Linked DNA regions of Homo sapiens: region 1 is linked to region 2. The links are chromatin contacts, found by Hi-C or POLR2A ChIA-PET in ENCODE. All regions are on one chromosome and are shown on one strand. The core of a region is the stretch at or near the end of the contact, and the rest is flanking DNA. Distances in the headings are between cores, read along the strand shown. Region 1 overlaps LRCH3 (leucine rich repeats and calponin homology domain containing 3). Region 2 holds the start of RUBCN (rubicon autophagy regulator).

Region 1 (6,856 bases), core at 3,985-6,484, 140 kb after region 2:
CCCCCAGTGTGTTTCAGGGACCTGTCCTAGGCCACCTTGCTCTTCCCTTAAGCCCATAGCCAGTGACGGACAAGCATGGGGCTGAGCCCTCCTACCTCAAGGAGGGAGTGTCGTGTGGTTCACACTTGTGAGCTCCCTGTGGGATCAAGCTGAAGCTGAGAAGGAGACAAGCAGGAGGATCACCTGTGGCTGGGAGTTTAAGACCAGCCTGGGCAATATAGTGAGATCCCATCTCTACAAAAATACTTAAAAAAATTAGGCGTGCACCTGCTACTCAGGAAGCTGTGGCGGGAGGATCACTTGGGCCCAGGAGTTTGAGGCTGCAGTGAGCCACGATCATGCCACTGCACAACAACCTGGGCAACAGAGCGAGACCCTGACCCTAAAAAAGAAAGAAAGGGCCAGGCACAGTGGCTCTTGCCTGTAATCCCAGCACTTTGGGAGGCCCAGGTGGGCAGATCACGAGGTCAGGAGTTCGAGACCATCCTGGCCAACATGATGAAACCCCATCTCTACTAAAAATACAAAAATTAGCTGTGCATGGTGGTGCACACCTGTAGTCCCAGCTACTTGGGAGGCAGAAGCAGGAGAATCACTTGAGTCCAAGAGACGGAGGTTGCAGTGAGCCAAGATAGCACCACCACACTCCAGCCTGGCGACAGAGTGAGACTCTGTCTCAAAAGAAAAAAAAAAAAAAAAAAGACTGAAAGGAAATGAATCAAGTGTTGTAGTTACATTTAAATGATGAACTATGGGTAATTAATTTTTTTGGCTGTTCCTCCAAGTTTTCTTTAGTGCAGGGGTCCCCAACCCCTGGGCCACAAATGGGTACCAGTCTGTGGCCTGTTAGGAACTGGGCTGCACAGCAGGAGGTGAACAGGCCAGTGAGCAAAGCTTCATCTGTATTTACAGCCACTCCCCATTACTCACATCACCACCCGAGCTCTGCCTCCTGTCAGATCAGCAACAGTATTAGATCCTCAGAGGAGCATGAACGCTGGTGTGAACTGCGCATGCGAGGAAGGGATCTAGGCCACGGGCTCCTTATGAGAATCTAATGCCTGATGATCTGTCAGTGTCTCCCATCATCCCCAGATGGGACTGTCTAGTTGCAGGTAAACAAGCTCAGGGCTCCCACTGACTCTACATTACGGTAGATTTCATTATGTATGATTATTTCATTATATATTACAATGTAATAATAGAAATAAAATACACAATAAATGTAATGTGCCTGAATCAGCCTGAAACCATCCCCCCCAGCTCCAGCCCTGTCCATGGAAAAATTGTCTTCTGTGAAACCAGTCCCTGGTGCCAAAAAGGTTGAGGACTGCTGCCTTAGTGTTACACTGTTTTAAAATGGAAAAAAAAAGTTTGTAACTATTCGTTCAAAGTTTTTCTATTTAGTACTTGCCTTCCAAAATCAAAGCCAATGTCTCAAGTGTGGGGTGACAAAGTACTGCCCACAGGCCAGCACTTCTTCTTGTAAATCAAGTTTCACTGGAACCCAGTCACACTTTCTTGTTTGCATATTGTCTATAGTTGCTTTCAAGCTCCTGGCAGACTCGAGTGGTTGCAACAGTTCTTTTTTTTTTTTTGAAATGGAGCTTTGTTCTTGTTGCCCAGGCAGGAGTGCAATGGTGCGATCTCAGCTCCCCACAACCTCTGCCTCCCGGGTTCCCGGGTTCAAGTGATTCTCGTGCCTCAGCCTCCCGAGTAGCTGGGATTACAGGTGCCCGCCACCACACCTGGCTAATTTTTGTATTATTAGTAGAGACGGGGTTTCTCCATGTTCGTCAGGCTGGTCTCGAACTCCCGACCTGAGGTGATCCGCCCACCTCAGCCTCCCAAAGTGCTGGGATTATGGCGTGAGCCACCGCACCTGGCATTGCAACAGTTCTTATGGCCCTCAGAACTAACATTTATTATCTGATCCTTTAAAAAAAAGTTCGCTGACCCCCTAGTCTACAGCATTGAGAGTTATGAAGCGATTGCCAGGAGTATTTCTAAAGTTAGCAAATATTTTTTAATGTTGCTAGTAGGCTGGGCATTTAGCTGATGCCTCTGATCCCAGCACTTTGGGAGGCTGAGGCAGGCAGATTGCTTGAACTCAGGAATTCAAGACCAGCCTGGGCAACGTGGCGAACCCTGTCTCTACAAAAATTGCCCAGGTGTGATGGCATGCAACTATAGTCCCAGCTACTTGGGAGGCTGAGGTGGGAGGATCACCTGAGCCTGGGAGGTCAATGATACAGCGAGCCAGGCTTGCGCCACTGCACTCCAGCCTGGGTGGCAGTGAGACCCTGTCCCAGAAACAAAACTTCTCTAGTAACACATTTTCTTTTCCTCATTTCAGCCTAAATTAACAATGGCGAAATGCAGGCGAAATGTGGAAAATTTCCTAGAAGCTTGCAGAAAAATTGGTGTACCTCAGGTAATAAATTTATCATTTTTTATGTTGCCTAAATAGACTTGGTTGTCCTAAAATTTTAGAAATGTAAATCTCTAAAATCTTACAGGACTAGCTCTGAGCTAAGTCGATCATAATTAACATGACTTTGTGTTACAAGAGTCAGTGTACTTTTGAACAGTTTTCCTTGATTATTTCCAAGGACCACACAAAGAAATTATAAATATATAGATTGAAATAAGTATAAGTAATTTGAAATAATTATTCTATTTTCCTAAACTTTCCCACTTGCTATTTGACAACTAAATATATCCTTCAAAAACTAAGTATATCTCAGATTGAGAATGCTGCAGTTGGCTTCAGTGTTCTAACACTTGCTTTGATACTTTTTAAAATGTTTTAGACTTCCAGAAATGTTGAAAAAATAGCCTAGAGTTCCTTTTGTATACTTCAGTCAATTTCTTCTAATGTTAACTAACGTCTAATACAAACATAGGACAGTAATTCAAACTAAGTAACATGAGAACAATACGATTAACTGAATTACAGGCTTTATTTGGATTTCATCAGTTTTTCCATGAAGCTCTGGTTCTTTGGAGTCTGGCATGCAACAGGCCATTTCTAAGCTGTTGTCCTGCTATGAGGATTTATTGCCTCCAGCTCAGTTATAACTTTATTGCCCTTTAATATTACAAATAGTTAAATTTATTTATAGATGCGATTAAGGGAAATGAACTTGATACAGTCTTATCCAATAACCCCTTTAAAAAGCAATTATATTAAACCAACTAAGTATTATACTATTAAGGAATATTATGTGGTATAAAGACAAATTTAAAGAAATAAATGACTTGGTGCCATGTGATACTTTTTCATTAACCACGACCATTACAAGTCTTGTTAACATATTTTGTCTATAGCCTGCAAGGAGGAAAACATGATTCTTCTCTATCACCTTCTAATTAGGTATCAGTAACTCAGGGGTGGCCCTGGGGCTCATCAACAGCTCCACCATTGCTCTCAGAGTTTGGTTCCTGTTCCTGTAGCTTCCATGACAGTGATTCTCTTTACCCAACTCACCGCACCCATGGCAGTGATTCTCTTTACCCAACTCACCGCACCCATGACAGTGATTCTCTTTACCCAACTCACCGCACCCATGGCAGTGATTCTCTTTACCCAACTCACCGCACCCATGGCAGTGATTCTCTTTACCCAACTCACCGCACCCATGGCAGTGATTCTCTTTACCCAACTCACCGCACCCATGGCAGTGATTCTCTTTACCCAACTCACCGCACCCATGGCAGTGATTCTCTTTACCCAACTCACCGCACCCATGGCAGTGATTCTCTTTACCCAACTCACCGCACCCATGGCAGTGATTCTCTTTACCCAACTCACCGCACCCATGGCAGTGATTCTCTTTACCCAGTTCACCGCACCCATGGCAGTGATTCTCTTTACCCAACTCACCGCACCCATGGCAGTGATTCTCTTTACCCAACTCACCGCACCCATGGCAGTGATTCTCTTTACCCAGTTCACCGCACCCATGGCAGTGATTCTCTTTACCCAACTCACCGCACCCATGGCAGTGATTCTCTTTACCCAACTCACCGCACCCATGGCAGTGATTCTCTTTACCCAGTTCACCGCACCCATGGCAGTGATTCTCTTTACCCAACTCACCGCACCCATGGCAGTGATTCTCTTTACCCAACTCACCGCACCCATGGCAGTGATTCTCTTTACCCAACTCACCGCACCCATGGCAGTGATTCTCTTTACCCAACTCACCGCACCCATGACAGTGATTCTCTTTACCCAGTTCACCGCACCTCTTTCTAACTAGCCAGGAGTTGACTAGGCCACAGCATCACATGTTACAAAGTGAAAGAGAGAGCGCCCAGCTCCACAGATCATCTGTGTCAGCCAGCAGGATTCCCAGGATTGTTTTTCTCTTATGAAAGTAGATCATCATTCTATTATTTATTTTTTACTTTTTTCTTTTGCTGTTTTTTTTTTAACTGAATTATACAAGAATGGAAATTTACATAAAGTGGTAGTTAGCAAACACCTTTTTGATTCCTATGGACAAATTGAAAGCAAAATTTTCGTTTTTATATTATGTTGTTTTATAAAGGGTCATCTTTTAGAACAGACCTTTTTAAATATTTTGAGAGCACTGAATATGGTTTCTGAAGAAATAACATACATTCTTTTAAACAAGTTTATTCTAATAGTGCACATTAGCCTCCAGTTCTTCCCTTCTGCTTCCTAAAGAGGTTCTTGCTACACAAACATCCAGTGTCTGCTCTAGTTCCCTGCCACAGTGTCTTTAAACAAAGAGAGTATGGCATGGGTTGGTGCAGAGAATGGGAAATGCAAAATAGACAGGAGAGTGCTGAAAATGGCCCCACTCAAGCAAGTCATGTTGACTTACCAGATGTCAAAACCTGTTGAAAGGTCTAAGCCTGTCCGCGGGGCTTTCGGAAGCATCCTCTGAGGGTCTCTGAGATTTAAAGTCCGTACCTTGGAATTATTTCAGGATGTTCCCACCATCAGCCAACAAAGTACAAAACAGTGTGCCTTAAAATACACATTTAAGTTGGTATTTGCATGCAGTGGTTGACCATGTTTGTTATGGGCCAGCCTGCCCCTGTTCCTACCAGAGCTGTGCTGTTGGAAGGCAAGTACGAAGAAAAAAAAAATACAGTTTTAAAAGACTGGGTCTTTTTCCAGAGTGGTTAGGCTGAGGTTTTGATGCATCCTCCCTCCTTCTCCGTCACCAGAAAGAGGAAATGGACGTTCCCATAGGCTGCCCCTTCCTTCTCCCCTTCCACCTCCCACCCACGTCCCCACCACAACCACTGCCAGTTTTACACGGCTTCCTAGCAAGCTGCTACTTCTGCTGAAAAATTAGTCATCTGTCTAGAACAAAGTGAAAGAAAATGAATAAACGCACAAACTCGTAGGTTCAAACTAGCCTTCTGAGGTCCCTCTGCCAGAGGAAGAGAAGAAACTTCTACCTCCTCGTCTTCCTTTTTCTCCTGGTCTCCAGGTCATTCTGGCCTTTACTTAAACATCCCCACTTTGCTCTGTGTGACTTGAACATTGGGAATGTAATAATGACCACTTTTGAAAATGTAAAACAGAAAACAATATTACAAATATTTTTGTCAGATTCTATACCCAGGTAAGATAGATAAAGACAAATAATTTCCCTTCTCTGTGTAACTTTTAAAGTGTTGTACAAGTTAAAGTATGAGTGAAATACTGAAGAACAAGGCAGTTATTAAAAACCTCTGATGACATTGGGCATGTGGGTATTTGCTTTATTTTTATGCTTCTATTCAATATGCTACATTCAAAAAAACTGTAATGGGTGATTAAAAACTTGTATCTGAGTCCAGTATCTTTTGTCCCAGAGTCGTTATGTTATGTGTTAAAGGATGTCTGTCTCCCTGTTGTCAAGTCCATTCTTGTATTTATTTAATGAATTTTGCAATCTGTAAAATGGAGGGTTTGGATGATCTCTGAGGCCCTTAACAGCTCTGCCTTCATTTTGAACACATTCTCGAGCTGGACTTGGTTAAAATAGACACCCCCTGGCCGGGCGCGGTGGCTCACGCCTGTAATCCCAGCACTTTGGGAGGCCGAGGTGGGCGGATCACGAGGTCAGGAGATCGAGACCATCCTGGCTAACATGGTGAAACCCCGTCTCTACTAAAAATACAAAAAATTAGCCGGGCGTGGTGGCGGGCGCCTGTAGTCCCAGCTGCTCGGGAGGCTGAGGCGGGAGAATGGCGGGAACCCGGGAGGCGGAGCTTGCAGTGAGCCGAGATCAGCGAGACTCCGTCTCAAAAAAAATAAAAAATAAAAAAATAAAATAAAACAGACACCCTCTGATTTTTAGAGGAATGCCAAGTCATTGAATGCATTTGGCTTCTGGGTAGTAAATTACCCCCGGATCATGAGGCTTTCCTCAGTCTTTGAACCTTTTTGATGTACATGGCTTTCTCCAAAAACGTCCGTCTCCTCAGCCTCTGCAGTTTTCGTCCTTGCTTTCTGACCTACTTTTTTTTTTTTTTTAAATAGAGGAGAATGAGTCAGGAAAGAGGTTGCTTCACACACACCTCACTACATTCAGGCCTCACACGACCCTAAACCAACATCCACTTCTGTGTATTGTATTTTTTTTTTTTTTTTGAGACGGAGTCTCGCTCTGTCACCCAGGCTGGAGTGCGGTGGCGCGATCTCGGCTCACTGCAAGCTCCGCCTCCCGGGTTCCCGCCATTCTCCTGCCTCAGCCTCCCGAGTAGCTGGGACTACAGGCGCCCGCCACCACGCCCGGCTAATTTTTTGTATTTTTAGTAAAGACGGGGTTTCACCGTGTTAGCCGGGATGGTCTCGATCTCCTGACCTCGTGATCCACCCGCCTCG
Region 2 (6,552 bases), core at 1,941-4,440:
ACAGTATGCCTATAACAATGACGGGAGTGACTTTGTGAGGATAACCCCACTACTAAAATTAAGTTTTGATTAAAGTTTTTTGGTTAAGAGGCAATCATAAAAAGAATAAAAGACGGGAAAAGATTCTGCAAAGGAGCTATCCTACTGGCCTGAATGACAGGCACAGAATGCTGTGAAATTTATTCACTATCTTATACTTCCGTTGTTACTATTAGCATAGTGAGAGGCAGCATAGGGTGAGTATTAAAAGTACAGACTCGGGCCGGGCACGGTGGTTCACGCTTGTAATCCCAGCACTTTGGGAGGCGGAGGCTGGTAGATCCTCTGAGGTCAGGAGTTTGAGACCAGCCTGGCCAACATGGCGAAACCCCGTCTCTACTAAAAATACAAAAAATTAGCTGGGCGTGGTGGCGGGCACCTGTAATCCCAGCTACTTGGGAGGCTGAGGCAGGAGAATTGTTTGAACCTGGGAGGCAGAGGTTGTAGTGAAGCAAGACGGTGCCACTGCACTCCAGCCTTGGCGACAGAGCAAGACTCTATCTCAAAAAAAAAAAAAAAAAAGTGCAGTCTCTTGGGCCGGCATGGTCGCTCATGCCTGTAACCTCAGCACTTTTGAGAGGCCGAGGCTGGAGAATATCTTGAGCCCAGGAGTTTGAGACCAGCCTAGGCAACATAGTGAGACCCTGTCTAAAAAAAGAAAAAAAAAAAAAAGCGCAGACTCTGGTGCCGAACTGCCTGGGTTTGAATCCAGTTCTGCCAGGGATTCGCTGTACAACCTTGGCAAGTTACTTACCCTGTCCATTTCTCAGCTTTCTCATCTGTGACACAGCAATAACAGTAGTACCGACCACATACAATAGTTATAGGGATTAAAGAAGTTAACGCAGTATTCATATCTTAATACCTTAAAACAATTCCTGGCATGTGGTAAATAGCATTTGTTACATACATTAAAAAAATAACTAACCCAGCCTCCCTCACATGAAGTGGTAGAGGGAAATCAAAACAATCCTAAAACGTGTTTAGAATTTACATGGGACCTTTCACACGAAGCACGTCACAGACATCTGCAGGAAGAATAAATAGTCAAATAGGCAAAGCAGAAACTGAAACATGGAAAAGGGAAGTAAGATGTTCAGTTTCACTTAGCACAAATCATTCTCAGATCTCAGGCAGGAGCCCCAAAGTCCTGTCAGTCCAGGTTTTGTTCAACAGGCCACTTTGCACATAAAAGTAGAGTCACCCTTAAAAATAGCAAGTCTTCACCCAGGAACATCTCATAAATCTTCCCTTGTTGATATTTTCTCAGAGGTAAATATTCTGCTTCTAGTTTTTGGATCCCAGCTGCTCCTGAGACCATCATTATATCTGAAACTGTTTCTAAATGTCAAGTGAGGTCAGGCCTGGTGGCTCACACCTGTTAATTCCAGCACTTTGGGAGGCCGACGTGGCGGGGGAGAATTGCTTGAGCCCAGGAGTTAGAGACCAGCCTGGGCAATATGGTGAGACCCTGTCTCTACAAAAAAGTTTTTTAAAGTAGCCAGATGTGGTAGCTGGCACCTATATCCCCAGCTACTTGGGAAGCTGAGCTAGTATAATCGCTTGAGCCCAAGAGTTGGAGGCTGCAGTGAGCCGTGTTCACGGCACTGCGCTCAGCCTGGGGGACAGGGTGAGGCTGTGTCTCAAAAAATAAAATAAAAATAAAATAATAAATGTCAAGTATGACTCCCTTAAGCCACATTCCTGCTCTCGCCTGTCAGCATTCCAGCCTCTTTAAAAAAGATTAAGACCAGAGTTATTAATGAAGCAAACCCTAAATATGGAAGGCATCTCTACAGACTCCGATTCATCATTTAGTCAAAGTAGTTCGGGGTTTCTTTGGCTTTTTGTTTTTTGAAGACAGGGTCTTCCTCTGTCACCCAGGCTGGAGTGTAGTGGTGCGATCTCGGCTCAATGCAGCCTCGACTTATTGGACTCAAGTGATCCTCTCGCCTCAGCCTCCCGAGTAGCTGGCACCACAGGTGAGCACCACCACGCCGAGCTAATTTTTGTATTTTTGTAGAGACGGGGATCTCCCTAGGTTACCCAGGCTGGTCTCAAACTCCTGGACTCAAGCGACCCGCCTCAGCCTCCCCCAAGGTGCTGGAATTACAGGTGTGAGGCACCGCACCCGGTCCAAAGTAGTTTTTATATTTTAAATCCCCCAATTTCTAGAAGATATGAGCTTTCTGACATGGTTCCATATAAATAAATGTGAACTTGCTTAGTTTGCATTGTGAGGAAAAAGGGACAGGTTTGAAGACGAAAAGGAAATGGCACAGAGGTCCTGCCACTCTCTGACAGGGATTCGGCAATGACAAAGTGCAGAGTTTCTGGTCTCATTAGCAGTCCCCGCCCCACCGCACTGCCATGACACTCGCTCACTTTCTCCCCAGGCTCTCCTCGCCTTCATCCCCATGCTCATCTCTGCCTAAGCTTCTTCCGAGGCCACTCATAACGCTTCACCTCTGCTCCCAGGAATTCTCACATCCTCTTCGCGTTGGCCCCACTTGCTGTCACGGCAAGTTTCAGTCCGGGTGGTGCCCTGCCCCTGTCTATAGACTCTGGCCTGTAAAACCTCACTGCACCCCTCTGGCCTCTTCGCCCAGTCTCTCAGCTGCCACCTCCTCTCCAGCAGTCTTGGATCTGAGCTTCACCCTCCTCTGCTGCCCTTGCCCTCCGCAAATCCCACCCACCCTCCTCACCCTAAGCCGGTTCCTTCGTCCCATCCCCGCCCCGCCCGTCCTTCCTCTGCGAAATGCTTCCCAAACAAGTCCTCCGCAGCCGTCGTCCTCAAGACTCGTCGCGCCCGGCCCTTCTCTCCGTGACCCCGCGCCCTCCCAAGCCTCCCGGGGCTCCGGCGCCTGTCGCTGCCCCGACTCCGCGGCGGCTCCCAGCCCACCTGCTCTCCTCAGGCAGGCGCTCCTCGCCGCCTCCGAGCTCCATTCCCGCGCCCTCCGGCCGCATCCGGGGCGGTGAGGCCGCCTCTTCGCCCAAGAGAGGCGTCCCTGCCGCTTCGCCCTTCAGGGCTCCCGGGGCCCCCTGGGGCCGGAGGAGGCACCTGCGGCCGGTGGGCTCCGGGTGATGCGCTACACCCGGGCGGCGACAGCGGGAGGGACCGCCGCCTGGGCTGCGGCTTCTATCCCGGCCACCCCCACTTCCGGCTCCGGGGACTACAGCCCCCGGCGAGCACTCCGAGGCTAGGCCGCTCCCGCAGGACGCGTCCTCCAATCCCAGGCCGCGCTCGCAGACCGCGCCCCTCCAACGGCAGGCCGCTCCCGCAAGCCGCGCCCTCCAATCCCAGGCCGCTCCCGCAGGCCGCGCCCTCCAATCCCAGGCCGCGCTCGTGGATTACTACGCACCCGGTGGTTGGCTGGGCCGGCTTGCAAGCGGCGGGGGACCTTGGTCTCAGGAATCCGTGCCGGGGCGTATCCTTATTCACCCCCGTGACATTACACGCTGGGGACCGAACTCAGTCCGAGATGTAGACTAGGCAATAACGCTAATCTAATCCCGGTACGATTAACCCCACTCAGCCCGCCCTGGCTTAATGTCCGCTGGTGGTGTTTGGAGACCTCGAGCATTTAAATGAAGCGCTCACAAACAAGAGCACAGGTTGCTTTGGGATCATAAAAGAGCAGGAGAGAAAGGCTTCTGGGGGCTCTCGGAAGATGGATGTCAACGCAGAGTTTTCAAGGCTGAGTACGGGTTAGCCAGGAGAAAGAAGAGAAGGTGGAGAGAGCAACACGGCAGATACAAGGAAGGAAGTGCTGGCTTGGGAACTGCAGGTGCTGGGTAGCCAGAGCTGGGAAGGAGTGAGCAGCAGCATGGTGTGGGCATTCTGGTGTGGGGAAACCAGATCATGAAATGCCATTTTAAGGAGTTTGGATTTTATCCTGAAAACAATCAGCAAATCAAGCATATGCAAATCAAGAAGTGATTTGATCGAATCTGATGAGAAAGCCACTTTTGACAATGTGGACAGGAGATGGGGCAGATATAATACTATATTGAGGTAACGGTGGAAGGCTAGATAGGAGACTGGTCATCCTTATGGGGGATAACCAAGTAATGCTAAGAAGTGAAGCGAACCAGTTGAAAGAAACGTGGGCCTAGGGTTGCCAGATACTCTGGTTTCTCTTTTTTCTTTTTCAAAGACGGGGTCTCTCTCTGTCGCCCAGGCTGGGGTGCAGTGGCGCAATCATAGCTCCCTGCAGCCTGGAACTCCTGGGCTCAAGCAGTCCTCCTTCCTCAGCCTCCTGAATAGCTGGGACTACAGGTGCGAGCCACCACACCTAGCTATGATATTTTGATTTTTTAAAAGAAGCTAGGATCTGCATTTTTAAGCACTACTTCCAAATTTTTAAACGTTGGCAACAAATTTTTTAAACTTTCAACTTTGCACAGGCCAAACACAGCTTGTCTGTAGGCTGAAGGTGGCCCTTGAGTTGCTAGTTTGCAAACCCAGGCTTAAACTACAGCAGCGGTTGAAGAGAACAAGGAGGCTCAGATTACAGCAATGTGAAGGCAACAGAATCAGCACTACTCTATAAAGGACTGACTGTGGCAAGTGAGGGAGAAAGAGCGATCAAGAATAACTCCGTGAAAAACTAATGACTCTATATTAAAATAATATATGGCTTTTAGGTATTTTCAAACTTGACAAAAGTGTTTTGGCAATTAAAAATGAAATGAAAGAGCCTCTTGAAGCCATTTATGATTTCATTTAGGTTAAAAAAATACTCTCTTTCAAACTTTCTCATTTTCCTACTAAACGATTATACTTCTTTAAGAAAGGGGCAATATTACTCATTGGGATTTCTCTTCCTTCTGTGACTTTCTTCTCTTTTGGAGACGCAGTCTTGCTCTGTCACCCAGGCTGGGGTGCAGTAGCGCTGCCACAGTTCACTGCAGCCTCAACCTCCTCAAGCGGATCCTCTCACCTCAGCTTCCCAAGTAGCTGGGACCACAGGCAGTGCCACTATGCCCAGCTAATTTGTTTTTTTTTTTTTAATTTTTGGTAGAGACAGGGTCTCACTGTGCTGCCTAAGCTGGTCTCAAATTCCTGGGCTCAAGCAGTCCTCCTGCCTCAGTCACCCAAAAAGTATTGGGATTACAGGCATGAGGCACCATACCTGGCCTTACTTCTAGTTCTATAAATGTATGAACTTTATTTTTTGGCATACAGTATAATCCCAAATTAACACTATATTATTTATTTATTTATTTTTGAGACAGAGTTTCACTCTTGTTGGCTAGACTGGAGTGCAATGGCGCGATCGGGTTCAAGCGATTCTCCTGCCTCAGCCTCCTGAGCAGCTGGGATTACAGGCATCCGCCACCACGCCCGGCTAATTTTGTATTTTTTAGTAGGGACAAGGTTTCTCCATGTTGGTCAGGCCGGTCTTGAACTCCCGACCTCAGGTGATCCGCCGGCTTCGGCCTCCCAAAGTGCTGGGATTACAGGCGTACTAAAAAATACAAAAAAATTAGCCGGGCATGGTGGCAGACGCCTGTAATCCCAGCTACTCAGGAGGCTGAGGCAGGAGAATGGCTTGAACCCAGGAGGCAGGGCTTGCAGTGAGCCGAGATCGTGCTACTGCACTCCAGCCTGGGCGATAAGAGCAAGACTTCGTCTGAAAAAAGAAAAAAAAAAAAAGGCCGGGCGTGGTGGCTCATGCCTGTAATCCCAGCACTTTGGGAGGTCAAGGCGGGCAGATCACGAGGTCAGGAGATGGAGACTATCCTGGCTGACACGGTGAAACCCCGTCTCTACTAAAAATACAACAAAAAATTAGCCGGGCGTGGTGGCGGGCGCCTGTAGTCCCAGCTACTCCGGAGGCTGAGGCAGGAGAATGGCGTGATGAACCCGGGAGGCGGAGCTTGCAGTGAGCAGAGATCACGCCACTGCACTCCAGCCTGGAAGACAGAGCTAGACCTGGGCGACAGAGGGAGACTCCGTTTCAAAAAAAAAGGCAATCAGCTTTATCAGGAAATCCTAGGGGCCAGAAGCGGTGGCTCACGCCTGTAATCTCAACACTGGGAGGCCCAGGCAGGCGGGTCACTTGACACCAGGAGTTCGAAACCAGCCTGGCCAACATAGTGAAACTCTGTCTCTACTAAAAATACAAAGAAAAAATAGTCGGGTGTAGTGGCACACGCCTGTAATCCCAGCTACTTGGGTGGCTGAGGCATGAGAATCGTTTGAACCCGTGAGGTAGAGGTTGCAGTGAGCTGAGATTGTACCACTGCACTCCACCCTGGGTGACAGAGTGAGACTGTCTTGGGGAGAAAAAAAAGAAATCCAAAAACTAAAATTGTAGCAAAAAGGCTGGAAAACAGGCTTTTTCTCATATGTCCAAGTTCAAGTTACATGTACTGGATTTTCTTTAAAGCCATTAATAAACATGACAATAATCTGCACTAGCCATGCGTTACCTATCCCATCCCTCTACTTTCCCTCATAATCCTGAACCCCTTCTTTTGTTTTTTTTTCTTTTGAGATGGAGTCTC

What was found. A loop is a pair of places that touch in the nucleus more often than their neighbours do. ChIA-PET counts read pairs that join two places held with the same protein, here RNA polymerase II (POLR2A). Pooled maps may share reads with other maps.
Region 1: a pooled map shows a loop between it and region 2 (7-fold over the local background). The contact joins the enhancer-like site here to the promoter of RUBCN in region 2. A Hi-C loop is called at or near these places in 6 of 50 pooled maps. POLR2A ChIA-PET finds 5 or more read pairs at or near these places in 3 of 52 experiments (CD8-positive, alpha-beta memory T cell, GM12878 and H1).

Annotation. Positions count from the first base shown.
Region 1 is chr3:197,873,342-197,880,197 of GRCh38, forward strand. LRCH3 (leucine rich repeats and calponin homology domain containing 3) reads left to right here. Exons shown (of 21, transcript NM_001365715.1): 20 at 2,357-2,434. Among named protein-coding and RNA genes, the nearest start is that of RPL35A, 73 kb to the right of the region's middle. Within about 2 kb of position 5,235, at least 2 of the 41 ENCODE cell types and tissues checked have a DNase peak (open chromatin) inside an H3K27ac peak, as active enhancers do.
Region 2 is chr3:197,733,714-197,740,265 of GRCh38, forward strand. It overlaps RUBCN (rubicon autophagy regulator), which reads right to left and starts at 3,191. Exons shown (of 20, transcript NM_014687.4): 1 at 2,942-3,191. The coding sequence starts at 3,006. RefSeq lists enhancers at 1,489-1,538, 2,469-3,316 and silencers at 2,905-3,454, 5,814-5,946.